2 separate regions of the Homo sapiens genome follow, and region 2 is linked to region 1. A link is a contact called in ENCODE Hi-C data. All regions are on one chromosome and are shown on one strand. The core of a region is the stretch at or near the end of the contact, and the rest is flanking DNA. Distances in the headings are between cores, read along the strand shown. Region 1 has its middle 130 kb from the start of RADX. Region 2 has its middle 8.5 kb from the start of RIPPLY1.

Region 1 (2,868 bases), core at 240-2,739:
TGGAATCAAGTTATCCAAGAAAGGAAAAAGAACTTATTCCATACATCTGCACGCTCACTGATGGCAAACACCAAGAAAATATAGCTTCTCCAGATATAGCATAGTAATTGTGTGGGAGCTACAGGGACAATGGCTAAATTCAGCTGGCAATAAGCCTCCACCTCCCATTCACCTGTTTCACTAGACACTCAGGGCCATTGTCAAGATATAAAAGCTTTCAACACTCCTACTGTCTTTAAGTCCTTCATTAAGGCCTTGATTACTTTCTCATCTCCTGGAATTCTATATTATTTGTGTAGTGTAATACAGGAGAGAACTGGAAGTCTAGTTGGTGGTTTTGGTGTAATCTTCTCACTATCATCATATTGCAAGATGCTCTTTTTCACAAGTGGGAGAATCCCCCTTCTTAGACTCTATGAGTACTCACAGTAAATGCATGTAAAACAGCAATAGCAATTATACATCAAGCAGTAAGAGTAACAGCAGTAGTGGGAGTCTAAGTGACCACACCCAGATGGTTACAGTTAATCCCCTTTTCTGTTTCACTACATCGCCAAATTCAGCCAATTCACTGGTAGCACTTGTCCCTCAACAGAATCTGATAAGAGAGTTATTTAAGCACTGGTATCCAAACAAGCCACAAAATTTCTCATCTCCTACCTTTACCCCATGCCACATTGTACCCTTGCAGAGGCATATGACCTCTGGGCCCCACTGGGGACAGAAAGACCTTGACCTCACGCTTAGTCCCCCTTCTTCAGATCACGATACATGGGCTTAGGGTCCAGCAGTGGAAATGCTGAAGGAATGATAGCCAGTTGGCTACTATAGGATAATAATGAGGAAGTGAGAAGCCAGTTGACTATCATTCTATGGTAGCCAACTGGCTTCTTGCTTCCTCCTATAAAGACGGAACCCACAAATGGGGTACCCAGACTACCAACATTTCTATCCAGCTAACTAGAAATGGCTTCTTACTTCCTCCTATAAAGAGATATTGATCTCCATGGAGAAATCTGTCCCCACTGAGGCACTTTAAGTTTCAACCGGATAAACAACTGCCTGTTTGTGCCCCTTCTCCCTATGCCTATAGCTCCTATCTGGACCCAGTTGCTTCAGTGCTCAACCCATTAATCTCTTCTTTGAGAAACTCTGTTTTACAGCCAAATCTATATTGACTTATGGCTAGGTTCCTTTGTAGGGGATTTATTCTTTTTCCCACTGTTCTTTATTTTATCTCAGATTACAGAAATTTTGCTTAGATGAGGATGGGTCTGTCTTTCTCTTAGGCATTTTTCAACCTACAATCATAGCCACCTGCACAGGGTCTCGAGGTACTAACAACAAAGTTAGTCATCCACTTTCACTTTAGGGAGGCAGAGAATAAACACTTATCAGGCATTCTCTGGATGAAAGGCTCGTTATCAAAATTAGCATTCTGCCCATGGTACAGTCATTCTGGAGCAGCTACAACCATCATGTTTTGAACAACTTCCTCCTTGGTATTCTCCCCAGGTTCAACATAATATCGTCATTGAAATAGAAATTGAAACCAGCAAAGCCATGGTTTGTGACATGATTCTGCCCTGACTGAAGAGTCTGTATGAATCATATGTGAGAAGGCCTGCTTGCTACCATTCACTCTGTAAAGCATAACCGTTCTTCTTTCAGCACGAGACGCACCAACTGAATCTCTAACAGCACCCCACTCTTTGGACAGAAGTTTTATCAGGTTTCCCTCCTTTGCCTCTTGGGTGCATCTTACTACTCTGCATGGGGTTATATTGCAGTTACAGGAATAGTAATCGTGGTTTTCAAATGGGGGAAAGTTGTGCTTTTCTCTTTGACAGGAATCAGAGGTGTTTCCTTTGTCCCCTACTCTGTAGAAGAGGATGCCTTTTGAATAGTTTATTGTAATCTGACCTCTTACACTCAGTGTCTATTCATCAACTCACCTCATGTTCAAAAAGCAGACCATTTACCTTCCCCTTAATTTACTATTTGGGCAGACACAATCCCTCCTATCTCCCAGGGAGCTTCCTTACATCCCTGAATTGTCCCATAGGTCCCCTGCCTTTTCTCTTTCAAAAAGTCATTGTCTATATTGGCACCTTGCTTCCTATGCCAATCCTTGCAGAAACTCATTCATATAGGATGGCATGGAGTAGCTAGACTCCAAAGGAAATGATTAAGTAAGCAAGCATATCAGTTTGCCACACTCCACAAGTGCCAAAAGAAGACAACAACATTTAATGGCTCAGAGCAAAACAATTTATTATTTACAGCACATCAAACAGCAGGAATATCAGCCTGGTAGCACCAATTTACCTGTCTCCAACTTCCACTATGCAACCTGGAAAGAGCAGGTGGGCTATAAACACTGGGTTGCACCACAGCTGAGCAACCAGAGCCAAGGGTTTAGCACCTTTCTATAGCAAGCAGTTAACCAGCCAGTCATTTTCTTCTAGGAGAGAGTAATCATATAATGGTTCTGCTGGGTGTCATGTCATGTCAGTAATTCTCCTTTATTCTCCCTGATTCCCATTCAAAGCCTCAAGATCTACTCCCACATATGTTCCCAGGGTTTGTGCCAGTATATTTGAGCCAGGTTTTCCATTTCTTTTGGTTGTAACATCTTTCCTCCAAGAGCAGGGACTTTACTTCCCAGCTCTGCCTATAATGCTAATTGGTTTGGTTGCAATGAGAGTGCAGATGTTGAATGTGCCCTTATGTAAATCTCCTGTGTTGGTAATGTATTTTCAGGGTCTCCAAGTCTGAGGAGGTTGCTCTCCTCTAGCAAGTCAGAGGGGCAGGTGTAGGGGAACTGCTGCTGATCTGAAAGATTAAGGGGAATCTGGTAGTTCAAGA
Region 2 (2,868 bases), core at 94-2,593, 410 kb after region 1:
TGAGATCACGGAGGTAAAGTTGCTTTGAAACACAGAAAGAGCGTAGCACCTGTGTAAAGCAAGCTTATTAACATTCCCAGAATATTGAAGGACAAAGATGTGCAGTCCAAGATTCTTGAAAGTGTGCATGGAGAAAAGCAAGTATCTTAGCCCATGTCTTTCCCATAAGCTTCAGGGGAGTGTGTTGACAGTAATTGGGGCACCAGGGTTTAGTAGAGCTAGATAGATAGTGTATTAGTCTGTTCTCATGCTGCTAATAGAGACATACCCAAGACTGGGTAATTTATAGGAAAGAGGTTTAATTGACTCACAGTTCCCCAGGGATGGGGAGGCCTCAGGAAACTTAGGATCATGATGGAAGGAGAAGCAAACAAGTCTTTGTTCACATGGCAGCAGCAAGGATAACTGCCAAGCAAATTGGGGAAAAGCCCCTAATAAAACCATTAGCTCTTCTGAGAACTCACTATCATGAGAACAGCAGCATGAGGTAACCGCCCCCATGATTCAGTTACCTCCCACCAGGTCCCTCCCGATGACATGTGGGGATTATGGGAACCACAATTCAACTTGAGATTGGGGGCAGGGGGGACACAGCCAAACCATATCAGATGGGAAAGGCAAGGGAAGTCAAAGTGGTGACGACTATTATGATAGCATGTGTCAAAAAAGAACAATTATTAGATGTGTATACATTCATATATACACCTATGCACAATGTATAGTAGTGTGTGTACATGTATATATAAATATATGTGCATGTCTCTATCACATCTGTAATGTGCCAAGTACTCTGCCAGCCCCTTACATATGCTGTCTCATTTAATTCTTACATTAACCCTGTTAAAATGGTATTATTATCATTCCTATTTTATACATGAAGAAACTAAGGCTTAGAGACATTTTCTCATGGTCACTTAGCTAACAAGGAGTCGAGCCAGTATTTGAACCCAGGTTTGGTTTAAATCCAGAGTCTGTCCCTATAACCACCAGGTACAAAACAGTGCTGGCCATAGAATCCTCTGGATGGATGAGCCCTGCTCATCCTGGGCTTTGTGCTGTAGGTTTAGAGCTCAGCCACTAGAGGGGGCTGCCTGTCTTGCTGTTAGCGAAAACGAATTGAATCGCTAGGGACTTGGAGGCCGCTGTTCTCTCCCTTGGATGGAAGACTTCTAGAAAAACCCAGAGCCTGACTCCAGCTGGTTCCTGGTCTCTCCCTCAACCTCTTTTAATTCACACTTGGTCCCAGGCCTCAAGGTGTCCCCAGTGATGGGGATAGCAATGCCTTTTTGTGACAGTTTACACACTTCTTTCCCCGTAGGCTGCAGGAGGCCAGGGTGAGCTGCCTGCCCTAAGGGACTTTCAGGGCTTCTCTGGGGGAATAAGGAGGAGGGAAGGAGGAGCCTAGTAGTTAAGAGCCAGGACTCTGTAGTCGCACTGTCCTGTTCTACCCCAGCTTCCCACTCATTGCCTGTGCTACTAACAGGTCACTTCACTTCTCTGAGTCCCAGTTTCTTATCTGTAAACATTAGGATGCCCCACCACCACCACCACCCAGTTCAGGATAAAGTGTGTGTGGTGCCAAGCACAGTGCCTGGGATAGAACGGGAGAGCTCAGCAATTGGTAGTTCCTCCCACTTTTCAGCCAGAGTGAGACATGCCCAGCCAGGGCCCATTCCACTCTGAGGCAGCACAGCACCGAGGGGCAGGAACAGAATTCCCTCATCCCCCTCTCACCCCTGGTAGCCCTGTGCCCACAGCCCAGGTGCTGTGAGAGCCTGCCACTGCCGGGCAGGAGGTCCCCAAACATTCCTCCCTCAGTGACACCTTTCAGAGGCCCTCAGTGTTTCCTGGCCCCTGGCCCAGAGTTCTTCATATCCTCTGACTCACTTCCCTGCAGCCAGAACTTAAATCTTTTCTCCCTTGCCCTCCCACAGATTTAATCCTTCAGCAAACCCTGTTGATTCCACCTCCTGAAAGCACAGGGCTCTGGTGTCAGGCAGCCCTGAACTCTAGTTCTGCCACTTACCATTAATGTAACCTGGAGCAATTGCTGTCATCTCTCAAATCTTGGATCGGTCATTTATTAATTACGTGACCTTAAGATTCCTTAACCTCTCTGAACCTCAGTTTCCTCATCCATAAAACAAGGAAAATAATAGTGCTTGAGTTTTAGGGTTGCCATAAGGATTCAATGAGGTAAAATGTGTAAAAAGCCTGACGCTTAGAAGGTGCCACAATTTACCAACTGTGTGATTTGGGGCAAGTTTTAAAAACCACTCTAAGCCTCAGTTTTCCCAACTGTACCTATCCTTCAAAGTTGTTGTATTAAAGGAGTTAATCCATGTAAGGTTCATAACAAGAATTCCAGAATTATCAGCTGTTCTAACTCTTATCCTCCTAGGTATCCTATTGTCTAGTCTTCTCTGGACAGGGAAAGCCCCACTCCCACACCTGTGGGTGTCACCACCTCCTACTCCCCCGCCCCCCTGCCACCCCGCACTGTGACTTTATGGCTCTCTAGTGGACAGACAGTTCATCTCCTCTCTTCTCCAGTCTCCTGTTGTAAACTGGTGACCTGACTTCACTGTTTTACTTGTCATGGCCTGGTGTTGGTTCCTGTATTTTTTACTTAATCACTGCTGACAAGGCTTGTAGCATCTTCCATGCAGGCACACAAACCCAGGCACAGAAACCCAGCTAACTCTTAGTTTTCTCATTAATAAGTGGGGATAATAATAAGACCTATCTCTAGGACTGTTGTGATTACAAGTACCACACAAGATGATGGGTGTAACGTCAGTAGCAAGTGCTGTGGCACCCGCTGTCAGAGCAGTCATTCCTTGTTGGCTTTCTGTATCTGGGTTTCTG

Evidence for each region. A loop is a pair of places that touch in the nucleus more often than their neighbours do. Pooled maps may share reads with other maps.
Region 2: a loop to region 1 is called in a map of CD8-positive, alpha-beta T cell, with 11 times the contacts of the local background. The contact joins two enhancer-like sites. A Hi-C loop is called at or near these places in 1 of 168 maps with a recorded cell type or tissue (CD8-positive, alpha-beta T cell), 1 of 37 single-sample maps with no recorded cell type and 8 of 50 pooled maps.

Annotation. Positions count from the first base shown.
Region 1 is chrX:106,482,887-106,485,754 of GRCh38, forward strand. No RefSeq gene overlaps it. Among named protein-coding and RNA genes, the nearest start is that of RADX, 130 kb to the right of the region's middle. RefSeq lists an enhancer at 1,427-1,696. Within about 2 kb of position 1,490, at least 2 of the 41 ENCODE cell types and tissues checked have a DNase peak (open chromatin) inside an H3K27ac peak, as active enhancers do.
Region 2 is chrX:106,893,453-106,896,320 of GRCh38, forward strand. No RefSeq gene overlaps it. Among named protein-coding and RNA genes, the nearest start is that of RIPPLY1, 8.5 kb to the right of the region's middle. RefSeq lists an enhancer at 1,203-1,727. Within about 2 kb of position 1,344, at least 5 of the 41 ENCODE cell types and tissues checked have a DNase peak (open chromatin) inside an H3K27ac peak, as active enhancers do.